Regions from separate parts of the Homo sapiens genome. Here region 2 is linked to region 1. Evidence: read pairs that join two places in POLR2A ChIA-PET (ENCODE). Cell type or tissue: OCI-LY7. All regions are shown on one strand. Each heading gives the region's core, and the rest is flanking DNA. Links, peaks and the distances in the headings are about the cores only. Region 1 has its middle 84 kb from the start of HTR2A. Region 2 overlaps HTR2A (5-hydroxytryptamine receptor 2A).

Evidence for each region. ChIA-PET counts read pairs that join two places held together with the same protein. Peaks named below come from ENCODE experiments on the same cell type or tissue, not always from the same donor. Only the 100,000 strongest peaks of a DNase experiment are listed, where the experiment ranks them.
Region 2: POLR2A ChIA-PET joins it to region 1 with 6 read pairs; 1 of 35 experiments calls an interaction of 5 or more read pairs at or near these places.

The regions. Positions count from the first base shown.
Region 1 is chr13:46,978,153-46,984,848 of GRCh38, reverse strand. No RefSeq gene overlaps it. Among named protein-coding and RNA genes, the nearest start is that of HTR2A, 84 kb to the right of the region's middle. In OCI-LY7, for the core only: a CTCF peak has its summit at 1,304; DNase peaks (open chromatin) are centred at 778, 1,468 and 1,818; H3K4me3 peaks cover 1,893 bases; H3K27ac peaks cover 2,271 bases.
Region 2 is chr13:46,828,516-46,835,211 of GRCh38, reverse strand. It overlaps HTR2A (5-hydroxytryptamine receptor 2A), which reads left to right. Exons shown (of 4, transcript NM_000621.5): 4 at 1-3,666. The coding sequence ends at 375. Among named protein-coding and RNA genes, the nearest start is that of HTR2A-AS1, 20 kb to the left of the region's middle. In OCI-LY7, for the core only: CTCF peaks have their summits at 3,216 and 3,431 (motif pointing left); a DNase peak (open chromatin) is centred at 3,431.

The DNA of each region.
Region 1 (6,696 bases), core at 758-5,757:
AGGTCGAGATGGGGAGATCACTTGAGATCAGGAGTTCGAGACCAGCCTGGCCAACATGGCAAAAACCCCTCTCTACTAAAAATACAAAAATTATCCAGGCTTAGTGGCACACACCTGTAATCACAGCTACTCGGGAGGCTGAGGCAGGAGAATCGCTTAAACCCGGGAGGCAGAGGTTGCAGTGAGCTGAGATCATGCCAATGCACTCCAGCCCGGGAGACAGAGTGAGACTGTCTCAAAAAAAAAAAATGTTTATTGAAGTTCCGATGAAAATTAATTTGGAGTAATTGAGGCAATAGAGTGAGACTCTGTCTCAAAAAAAAAGAACATTAAAATTAATTTCATACTAATTAAATCTAATGTACAAACTAAACTTAGTTTCACCTCTAATTTAGTCTTTACATATATGATTCCCAAGAAAAATACCACAGGTTACAGAAATCCAACTATTTCAGTTTCAAAGGGGGAAAAATAAGCTATTATATGACAAGCTAGTCAACAGATTCCTAAATCAGCCAGTTATTACTGATGTTATTCTTTTCAAGGGAAAGTAGACTATGCCAAAATTTTCAAAAATACAAATGTATATTTAATCCAAAATAACACTGCAATGACAATGATCTCAGTACCTCAGGATATACTCAGTAAATAAACACTTTCTGGCTGATGAATAGGTGCAGAGGTCAATAATGTGCTCCTAACAGGACTGCTCTTACATGAAAGGCATGATTCACAAGAGGAAGTTCCTGTTACTACACCCCAAAGGGTTCTCAAGGCCTGAATGCCTTCCTAGAGATACTTGTGTTTGCATGCCAAGCCATCACATAAAACTGAAAGCACAGAAAAGGTCTCACAGGTGTCTTAAAGATACAAGTACAGCAGGACAGCAGAGGTGTAGTGAGCTGGTAGCTGGACTCGGGATCTGGAAGATGGAAACAAAGAGTATAGGGTATGCCATAGGTCTCAATATTATAATGTTGGACAAAAGCCTGTGGTTGAAAAGATAATGAACATGCAGTTTAGTGACCAAAATAAGGGAGTGAATGTACGGAAAAACATTTTTCACAATGCCTACCTTACAGCATGTGCATGATAGGTGGTTTTTTAATGATTTTGTAGTATATGGGATCAGAAGCCCTGTCTGCAAAACTCCATACAAGGTCCCTCTCTCCCTGCCCATGACTACCAGCCACATTCTGAAAGGAATGGGTATGATGACCTGCAGGGGGATCGATGCCAGATACTAACAAATTATACCCCAGTGAAAATTCAGCAGAAGAGAGGAGTTCAAGATGGGAAAATCCCTTCTCATTTGGACCCACTTGGTCTCTGCAAAAAGCCATTCCTGCCACCAGCACCCAGTGGGCTGTGCTGTTCATGGGGGATACACAGCCTGGTGCTAAATGGAGCGCTGCTGCTAAAATCAGCTTATCACAGCTCTGCTCTTTTCTTCTTTTGACCAAGCTTGCATCACAGGGACCACAACAAAGAAAGGGCTTCCTGCATTTTGCAGAAGTGAAAAAAGATCAAAGATTCAGTCTGGGACAGACCTGAGAAGTTCAGTGGCCACATATACAAAGCCAAAATCGATGTACAGTCAGAGAAGGGAACCTCAGATTTGAGATTGAGACTGTGATGAAAAGTCCAGGCAATCAATCTAGGTCTGATAAATCAGTTTCCTAATTTTACAGACAGGAAAACCATATTTGAGAACTATTCCCACGTGCCTTCACCAGCCAGTAAAAGAGGGACAAGAACCCTACCTACCAGGGCCCAGTGCCAACATCTGTTCTGCCACAGTGCTATTCCTCAGAACAAGGGTTAGTGAACACACCTGGCTAGGGATGCTAAGGGCTAAGGCAAGTTCTGGTGAAGCTTCCCTGAACTTCCTGTTCCAAAACCAATCACCCTCCTCCATCCATGTAAAAGGGAAGGACACCTATTTCTAATTTCAGACCTAGCTCCCTCTATACTTTTACTCACCCCTTCTTACTGCCTTACACCAGGGAAACCCTATATTGCATAGATACACATCTATATATAATGTTGTAATTATTATTCTATGTCTTTTCAAAAGCAAAGATAATTTGTTTTAAAAAGGCAAAACTATGGAGACAGTACAAAAGCTCAGAGGTAGCTGGGGTTTGGGGATAGGGAGGAAGGAATAGGCAGAGCACAGAGGATTTTTAAGGCAGTGAAAATACTCTGTATGATACTTTAATGGTGAACACATGACATTATACATTTATTCAAACCCATAGAATGTACAACAGCAAGAGTGAGCCCTAATATAAACTGTGAACTTTGAGTGATGATAGCGATATGTCAATGTATGTTCATTGATTGTAACAAATGTACCACACGGGTGGGGGGTGTTGATAATGGAGGAGGCCAGCAGGGGAGGGCAGTGGGTATATGGGATGTCTTTGTACCTTCTTCTCAATATTGCTGTAAATCTAAAACTGCTTGAAAAAAGTAATCATCCACATTATGAACACTAATATCATGAATCACTGAAAAACTCACAGGTTTTCCTAAACCAGGGGCTTCAATAAATCAGTTCGCATTTAACATATCTATCTTCAGGTCCAAAATTTAACATGGTTCATTTGTTTATTTTCTACCTTTCACAGGAATTTGGTACAGATAGGTGGGAGGAGCAACAGATGATGGCAGTTCCATTGGATACTATATTCTTTTTAAAAAAGAAAGTAGTAGAAAATACTTAACATAAAATCTAGCCTTTTAGCAAATCTCAGTGTACAGACAGAACGGTGTGGTTTACTATATGCACATTGTTGTAGGGCAGTTCTCTTGAACTTATTCATTTTGGATGACTGCAACTCTGTATCCATTGAACAGCAATTCCCCATTCTCCCCACTCCTGGAAACCATCACTCTACTTTCTGCTTCTATAAGTTTGACTGTTCTAGAAACCTCATCTAAGTGGAATCATGCAATATTTGGCCTTTTGTGGCTCACTTATGTCACATAGCGTAAAACCCACAAGATTCATCCATATAGCGTGGGACAGAATTTCCTTAAGACTAAATAATATTCTATTATGTGTTTCTATTTCACATATTCTCAATCCATTCATCCACTTACAAACATGTAAGTTGTTTCCACCTCTTGGTCATTGTGAATAGTGCTGCAGTAAGCATGGGAGTGCAAGTATCTATCTGAGGCCTTGTTCTGAATTATTTGAATACCTGGAGTGGGATGGCTGGATCATATGTTAGTCCTAGTCTTTTTTGAGGAAAGACCCCACCATTTTTCATAGAAGCTACACAATTTTACATTCCCAAAAACACACAAGGGTTTCAATTTCTCTATATCCTGATATTCGTTATTTGTTTTTTATAATGGCCGTCTTAGGTGTGAGGTGATATCTTGTAGCTTTTTCATTCCTTAGGGATGTTAAACACTGAGTTTTAGGAGTTTATTATATATTTTGGATTATTAATCCCTTATTAAACACATGGTTTGCAAATATTTTCTCGCATTCCATAGGTTGCCTTTTTATTCTGTGGACTGTTTCCTTTGCCATAAAGCTTTTTAGTTCGATGTAGTCTCACTTGCCCATTTTGGTGTTGTATCTTGGGCTTTTTGTGTTACATTCACATTTGGTGTCACATTCAAGAAATCCTTGCCAAGACCAATGTCATAAAGTTTTTTTCCTATGTTTTCTTCTAGTTTTATAGTTTTAGGACTATGTTTCAGTCTTTAATCCATTTTGAGTCTATATTTTGTATATGGTATAAGGGTCCAATTTTATTCATTTTTGATTGACAAATAATAATCGTGTATATTTATGGGGTACAAAGTAATGTTTTAATCTATATATACATTGTAGAAAGATTACACCAAGCTAATTAACATATCCATCAATTTCATTATTTTCAACATGGATATCCAGTTTTCCCAACACTATTTGTTGAAGAGACTATATTTCTCCCTTGGTGATTTTAGCACACTTGTCAAAGATCATTTGACGGTATATGGATGTGTTTATTCCTGGGCTCTTGATTCTGTTCCATTGCTTTATATGTCTGTTTTTATGCGAGTAGCATACTGTTCTGATACTATAGCTTTCTAATATATTTTGAAGTCAGGAAGTATGAGGCCTCTAGTTTTGTTCTTTCTCAAGATTGTTTTGGCTATCTGGGACTCTTTGGAGTCCCATATGAATTTTAGGATTGTTTTCCTATTACTGAAAAGAAAAAAGCATTGGAATTTTAATAGGGAATGCATTAATTCTGTAGATTACTTTGGGCAGGATGAGTGTTTTAACAATATTAAGTCTTTCAATCTATGAACACAGGATATCTTCCCATTTATTTGTATCTTTAATTCCTTCCAGCCATGTTTTTAAAATTTTCGGTGGATAAGTATTTTTATCCCTGGTCAAGTTTAGTCCTGATTATTTTTTGATATTGTAAGTGGAATTATTTTCTTAATTATCTTTTTCAGATTGTTCATGTCAGCATATAAAAAGAGCTTATTTTATATGTTGATTTTATATCTTACAACTTTGAATTTATTCAACAGTTTGTGTGTGTATGGCAGAGTTGTTTCTACATATAAGACATCATCTGTGAATAGAAATAATAAATATTACATCTTCCTTTCAGATTTAGATGCCTTTTATCTCTTTTGTTTAGCTAAGACTTCCAGTACTATGTTAAATAGAAATAGTGAGGATGGGCATTCTTTTCTTCTTCCTGATCTTAGAGAAAAAGCTGTTAGTTTTTCACTATTGAATACGTCTGCTGTTTGTCATATATTGCCTTTATAATGCTGAGGTAATTTTCTTTTATTCCTATTTTTTCAAATGTTTTTATTAATCTTGTAAAGGTGTTGAATATTTTCAAATGTTTTTACTGCATCTATTGAGATGATCATGTAATTTTTATCCTTAGTTCTGTTCATGTGGTGTATCATATTGATTGATTTTTAAATGTTGAACCATCCTTTCATCTCAGGGAAAAATCCCACTTGGTCATGGTACATGATCCTTTTGATGTACCATTGAATTCAGCTTGCTAGAATTTTTATGAGGATTTTTGCATCTATGTTCATCAGAGACAGTAGCCTGGAGTTTTCATTTCTTGTAGTGTATTTGCCTGACTTTGCTATCAGGATAATCCTGGCCTTTGAAAAGTGTATTTGGAAATATTCTATCCTCTATAATTTTTGGAAGAGTTTGAGAAGGATTGATAGAATTATTCAGTTAAGTCAACTAGTTCTGTGTTTTGCTTTGTTGGAAGATTACTGATTCAACCTCCTTACAAATTATAGATTTATTCAGATTTTCTATTTCTTCATAGCTCAATCTTGACAGTTTTATATTCCTAGGAATTTATCCATTTCTCCTGGATTACATAATTTAGTGGTACATAATTGTTCATAGTGATCTCTTATAATCTGATATGGTTTGGCTATATCCCCACCCAAATCTCATCCTGAATTGTAGTTATTATAATCCCCATGTGTCGTAGGAGGGACCTAGTGGGATGTAATTTAATCATGGGGACAGTTACCCTCATGCTGTTCTCGTGATAGTGAGTGGGTTCTCACGAGATCTGATGGTTTTATAAGGGGCTTTTCCCCTTTAGCTCAGCACTTCTCCTTGCTGCCACCATGTGAAGAAGGATGAGTTTGCTTCCCCTTCTGCAGTGATTATAGGCATCCTGAGGCCTCCCCAGCCACGCAGAACTGTGAGTCAATTAAGCCTCCTTCCTTTATAAATTACCCAGTCCTTGGCCATCAGAGAAATGCAAATCAAAACCACAATGAGATGCCATCTCACACCAGTTAGAATGGCGATCATTAAAAAGTCAGGAAACAGGTGCTGGAGAGGATGTGGAGAAATAGGAACACTTTTACACTGTTGGTGGGACTGTAAACTAGTTCAACCATTGTGGAAGTCACTGTGGCGATTCCTCAGGGATCTGGAACTAGAAATACCATTTGACCCAGCCATCCCATTACTGGGTATATACCCAAAGGATTATAAATCATGCTGCTATAAAGACATATGCACACGTATGTTTATTGTGGGACTATTCACAATAGCAAAGACTTGGAACCAAGCCAAATGTCCATCAATGATAGACTGGATTAAGAAAATGTGGCACATATACACCATGGAATACTATGCAGCCATAAAAAAGGATGAGTTCATGCACTTTGTAGGGACATGGATGAAGCTGGAAACCATCATTCTCAGCAAACTATCGCAAGGACAAAAAACCAAACACCGCATGTTCTCACTCATAGGTGGGAATTGAACAATGAGAACACATGGACACAGCAAGGGGAACATCACACACCAGGGCCTGTTGTGGGGTGGGGGGAGGGGGGAGGGGGGAGGGATAGCATTAGGAGATATACCTAATGTTAAATGACGAGTTAATGGGTGCAGCACACCAACATGGCACATGTATACATATGTAACAAACCTGCACGTTGTGCACATGTACCCTAAAACTTACAGTATAATAAAATATAAATAAATAAATAAATTACCCAGTCTTGTGTATGTCTTTATTAGCATCATGAGAACAGATTAATACATAATCCTTTTTGTTTCTGTGGCATCAGTTGTTAATATCTCCTCTTTCATTTCTGATTTTGAGTCTTCTTTTTTCTTACTCCAGCTAAGGATTTCTCAATTTTGTTGATCTTTCCAAA
Region 2 (6,696 bases), core at 728-5,727, 150 kb after region 1:
ATCTGCAAAGAGTCCTGCAATGAGGATGTCATTGGGGCCCTGCTCAATGTGTTTGTTTGGATCGGTTATCTCTCTTCAGCAGTCAACCCACTAGTCTACACACTGTTCAACAAGACCTATAGGTCAGCCTTTTCACGGTATATTCAGTGTCAGTACAAGGAAAACAAAAAACCATTGCAGTTAATTTTAGTGAACACAATACCGGCTTTGGCCTACAAGTCTAGCCAACTTCAAATGGGACAAAAAAAGAATTCAAAGCAAGATGCCAAGACAACAGATAATGACTGCTCAATGGTTGCTCTAGGAAAGCAGCATTCTGAAGAGGCTTCTAAAGACAATAGCGACGGAGTGAATGAAAAGGTGAGCTGTGTGTGATAGGCTAGTTGCCGTGGCAACTGTGGAAGGCACACTGAGCAAGTTTTCACCTATCTGGAAAAAAAAAAATATGAGATTGGAAAAAATTAGACAAGTCTAGTGGAACCAACGATCATATCTGTATGCCTCATTTTATTCTGTCAATGAAAAGCGGGGTTCAATGCTACAAAATGTGTGCTTGGAAAATGTTCTGACAGCATTTCAGCTGTGAGCTTTCTGATACTTATTTATAACATTGTAAATGATATGTCTTTAAAATGATTCACTTTTATTGTATAATTATGAAGCCCTAAGTAAATCTAAATTAACTTCTATTTTCAAGTGGAAACCTTGCTGCTATGCTGTTCATTGATGACATGGGATTGAGTTGGTTACCTATTGCTGTAAATAAAAATAGCTATAAATAGTGAAAATTTTATTGAATATAATGGCCTCTTAAAAATTATCTTTAAAACTTACTATGGTATATATTTTGAAAGGAGAAAAAAAAAGCCACTAAGGTCAGTGTTATAAAATCTGTATTGCTAAGATAATTAAATGAAATACTTGACAACATTTTTCATTCCTGCTTTTTCATAGATACCATTTTGAAATATTCACAAGGTTGCTGGCATTTGCTGCATTTCAAGTTAATTCTCAGAAGTGAAAAAGACTTCAAATGTTATTCAATAACTATTGCTGCTTTCTCTTCTACTTCTTGTGCTTTACTCTGAATTTCCAGTGTGGTCTTGTTTAATATTTGTTCCTCTAGGTAAACTAGCAAAAGGATGATTTAACATTACCAAATGCCTTTCTAGCAATTGCTTCTCTAAAACAGCACTATCGAGGTATTTGGTAACTTGCTGTGAAATGACTGCATCATGCATGCACTCTTTTGAGCAGTAAATGTATATTGATGTAACTGTGTCAGGATTGAGGATGAACTCAGGTTTCCGGCTACTGACAGTGGTAGAGTCCTAGGACATCTCTGTAAAAAGCAGGTGACTTTCCTATGACACTCATCAGGTAAACTGATGCTTTCAGATCCATCGGTTTATACTATTTATTAAAACCATTCTGCTTGGTTCCACAATCATCTATTGAGTGTACATTTATGTGTGAAGCAAATTTCTAGATATGAGAAATATAAAAATAATTAAAACAAAATCCTTGCCTTCAAACGAAATGGCTCGGCCAGGCACGGAGGCTCGTGCATGTAATCCTAGCACTTTGGGAGGCTGAGATGGGAGGATCACTTGAGGCCAAGAGTTTGAGACCAACCTGGGTAACAAAGTGAGACCTCCCTGTCTCTACAAAAAAAATCAAAAAATTATCTGATCCTTGTGGCACACAACTGTGGTCCCAGCTACAGGGGAGGCTGAGACGCAAGGATCACTTGAGCCCAGAAGCTCAAGGCTGCAGTGAGCCAAGTTCACACCACTGCCATTTCCTCCTGGGCAACAGAGTGAGACCCTATCACAAAAAAAAAGAAAGAAAAAAAGAAAATGACTAAACTGAAATGGTCTTAGTCAAAAAATATATACAGACTTATTTTTAGAATCATTTCAACTTATTTCCTTCTTACCTGGTTCAGAAACAAGTTTGTTTCAACTGTGAGAGTAGTTTTAAAAATAAGTTTTCCTGATTGGTTACCAATAAACACCAAACAAATAAAGGAGGGGGAAAATATCACTTGAGGCTTAACATTGCAATTAATTTAGAAATACGCACCTCAATCTCAAGCCAGTTTATAACTACCATAGTTTTGAGCAAAATTTTTCTTCTATTTCTCCAAAAACTCACTCATTTCAGTATTACTCATTGACACTGGGCTCCCTAATAGAAAAGCAGATATTATAATATTTCATTGAAATGGTTACTAAAGAGAAAAAGAGATTAACAACAGTTAATCCACCTTGATATTATAACACTCAAGGTTAAATTGCATGTTGTTATTAGAATCAATGTTATATATATGATTACAATGCTGAAGCATTTCTATTGAATGAGAAATAGTGTTTGCCCTAAACCTTTGGGAAAAAAATACAGATTTGAAAACTAAAGAATGTGGGAAGTGTCATTGTGTAATTTGGAAATGCATAAAATTCTCATTATGTCCTCATAGATATGTTGAAAGATGGTTCACTGTTTCAAAGATAGAATGTATAATATGCTGCTAGTACCAAGGCTGCATTTGAACTGAACTACTCCTTATGATATACCATACTAACTGATGAAAATATAAATGTTAAAATGTCTCCACTCTAATGTATTTTGCCTTCACTTGTAACTCTGCACATTTCATTATATATTAGGGAAAAGATTACAGATTCTACCCCCATATACTCAATCTTGATCAGAATGTACATTAATGTTGCCTGATAGATGTCTTTTGACTACCTATATATTACAAATGTGTATGTGTTTTTTTCTTCCATAAGTATCTATTCAAGTGTATACTGTATAGGCAAATGTGTAGCTGTATATATGTACAGACATGTTCTCATGCACTTTATTCAATATTTATATATTTATATGGACGAAAAGCAAGTCAATGAAAACACTCAGTATATACACATGTGTGCATGTTTGTATCATGTTTATTTAAATGTGAATTCATGTTCTAATATTTCTATGACCTTCCATTGCTGCAAAGCAGATTAAAGTGTAACAAAAATATCAGCTCTTTAAATAAACTGGAAATTAATCTAATTTTGTGGAAGAACTTTAAGACAAGTCTATGAGGATGGCGAAAACAATGGTCCACATATATAGTTTCTTGATCCTAAATAAAATGGTACCTTTGGGCCCTTTGTTTAGTCTGGCAATTTTCTGACTACTATGGCTTTTTAAACAGACTCACACCTAAGTGAAACACAGTTGTCAAATGATTTATGGATCTGTGATTAAAGGATTCACTTTTAATGAATACTATTAAAACGGAGTAACAAACCTTGCTCTACTTTAAGTTGAATGATAGATTCCTCTATATTCAAAAAAAAGCAATTAACTGCCATAATTAGGGAAAACTGTTTAAAGCATACTGCATTTACTTGGCCACAGCGCCATCTCATGGTAATTTTTTAAAGTGCTACCGTAGCCAAATTGAACTAAGTCACTGTACTGCTTTCAGCAAAGGGTGCTCCTCCCATTTGTGCATCAATGAGACATATTTATAAAGTGCTAAATTATTCTGTGCCATATGTAACAAATACAGTGAAGATTATTTTATGAACTTATTTTAATCAAGGCGATGCTAAAAGTTTTCAAGAAAGGATAAATAACTGTAAATAAAGTAGACTCAAAAATGAATGAATTTTGTGTGAGTCCATAGCTGTGTCTACTAAACGGAATTACCCCAAATCTTCCAGGTCATCAGACTCAGAACTCCAGGTATCATCCTGATATTCGAGAGCAAAAAAGCCTGTGCTTCTGGAAGTCAGCCATGTCACAGAGCTAGGATCCATCCAGTTGGATTAGCTTTATCGCCATGATCCAGTTTCTAGTTATCTGCAGTAGAAATATGCTCCATGTTTGATCACTATGTCTGGTTCCACGAAGCCTAAGAACATAGAGAACAACTTCAGTGCCCTAAGAGATGTGCACAGGTGCGTGTGGTGTACACCAGGACATGCACACAGGTGTGCACACGCACAGATGCATTAACATATGCACACACACTCTCTCTCTTTCACAGGAGATCATTTCAGGAATTAAAGTAAACCAAGGAGGCATGGTGTCATTTAACAGTTACCCTCATTCATCATTTCATCTTTAACTGCAGGGAAAGTATATTGAGTGCCTACTGTGTGCCAAGCATTAAGCTGGTTGCTTTCCTTGCTTCACCAAATGGAATTTTCACAACAATCTGACAAGGTAGAATTATTTTTCTTTTTTACAGATGAAGAAACAGAGATTCAGAGTAGTTAGTAACATATTTAAAGTCACACTGCTGGCAAGAAAATTGGCAAGTTTAAGCCTGGGTCATCTGACTCCAAAGCATAAAATATTTTCCCAACCTCATGCAGTGCAGGGGAAAGATCACCTGTCAAAACCACAATAGGAGAGTTCCCATGTTGGCTTCTCCATTCACTGCTTATGTGAGTTGGAACCAGTCTCTTAACAACTCTGGGCCTTGATTTCACTGTCTGTAAAATGGAGCTGCTGGTACCCATCCTGGCTAACTGACAGAGTAATTTAGATAAGATCATGCCTATGGCTGTGCTTGATAACTTGTAAAACACCATGTAAATGTAATCAGTGTGTTAGTAAAAAGGAACAACTCCAAAGCCTCTGTAAATTATTAGCCATCAGAGCAAATTCTAGCCAAAACTGTGGGATAGGCAATATTATAATTCAGCAGCTTCTGCTACTCTCTTGGTGTTTCTCTTTTTCAAAAAATTTACTTCTGCTTTGTCCCCACCTTAATGCAGATCTCCCTTCTTTGGTGCTCTCTCTTATGACTTACATAAAAACTTTCCATCCCATATGCCATTCCCTTGGGTGTCAACTCTCTGGAAGACTACTACTAAGTAACTGAAGCTGATATGCCATTGTGTATCATTGACATCTCTTCAGCAGCCCACCATGATGAAAACCCAAAAGGCAGAAATCAAAGGAAAAATGTTAGGCATCAAGGAGACAAGTGAGAAGAAAATTTGGGGACAAGAAATGTTTTCTTGGTATCCCTGAAATGACCAACAACAACAACAAAAAAACAAGTATCTTCAAACACTTCATAACTTATATAAAGTTTTATAACTTAATATTGAATTTAATCCACAATAATAATGATGATTTTGAAAGAAACATTCAAGACTTTGAAGATTTCATTCTAAACTAAGAACATTAATGATGCATTTGTCCCAGCAAATATGCAATGAGACAAGACTTCTTTGTGAATTTCTGATTATTTTGGCATGCGGCTTGCTAAAACAAAATTTTTAAAAATTTTTTCCTTAATGGTTTACACACCAGTCTTAACTCTTTCTTTTTTTTTTTTTTTCTTTTGAGGTGGAGTCCTGCTGTATCACCCAGGCTGGAGTGCAATGGTGTGATCTCAGCTCACTGTGACCTCCGCCTCCCAGGGTTCAAGCAATTCTCCTGCCTCAGCCTCCTTAGTAGCAGGGATTACAGGTGCGCACCACCACGCCTGGCTAATTTTTTGTATTTTTAGTAGAGGTGGGGTTTCACCATGTTGGTCAGGCTGGTCTTGAACTCCTGACCTTGTGATCCCCTCGCCTCGGCCTCCCAAAGTGCTGGGATTACAGGCGTGAGCCACCATGCCCGGCCCAACTCTGACCTTCTTTTTTGATATTAACACCAGTATGTCCATCTGAGCCAGCGTTTTATGGGAAGTCTTCATACCCAATTGGAACCTTTTTTCATGTGGCCCAGTCACAGCAGAAGACAGACAGGAAACCGAGGTCCAGCCTGCTGCTGTTGTCTGACCTTGGACGAATCTGAGTTTTTCCTCCTTGAAGCATATAATAAGGGACTTAGGGTCAATTATCTCAGCAAGGAGTCTCTTCTATGTCTATGCTTATCTGAACACTAGAGAGTCCAGACAAGGCCTTGTTGAACCAAGGCACTGCTTCAGGTGCCAAGGATAATCTGGAATGCAGAACCCTCATGTTTTCTTAAATTCTCTAGATGGATTTCAAATAAATGACAACTTTATCTTTTATATGGGATGAGATAAATCAAATTGCTAAGTATCTAAGAAGTTTCTAAGATATGAGCCCAGGAGGCAAATATCAACATAAATGTTTGTACATTGGCATTTTCCTCACAGTTGGGCTCTCTTCTGCAGTTTCATAGCTACTACAATATTTTGGATTGGCCTTTTTAATAACCCTCAGGCTTCCTGAAGAACAAGTGCTCCTACTATTTGAGTTCAATTTCCCTGAAGGGTTAAAATTAAAAAGCCCAGATAGATTTAGAATTCATGGCGCAGAGAAGATCTCTTTTTTAAAAGCTAGATTTACATTGACAGTATGCCAAGGTCACTTAAGTTTTCATTTATAATTGAGATTATGAGACCTTAAAAAAGTATTTATTCTGTCTTCTAGAAAAACAGCACAATTTGTACTTCCTGTCCTACACTTATTTCAGATATTGAAAAGTAATATGCCATTATTCAGATAATCTTGTCTTAGTTAGGGTGACCCTAAGAGCAGAGTTAAGACTCAGGTGCAGGTTATTTATGCAGGAGATGCTCTGAGGGAGCCAACAGCATTAGAGAGGGAAGAAGTAAAAGTTTATTTAACTGTGTGTTCAGTGTGTGACATAAGCAAAAACTATACTCAAATTGGGTTGAGCAACTAGTGCTGCAAACTCATT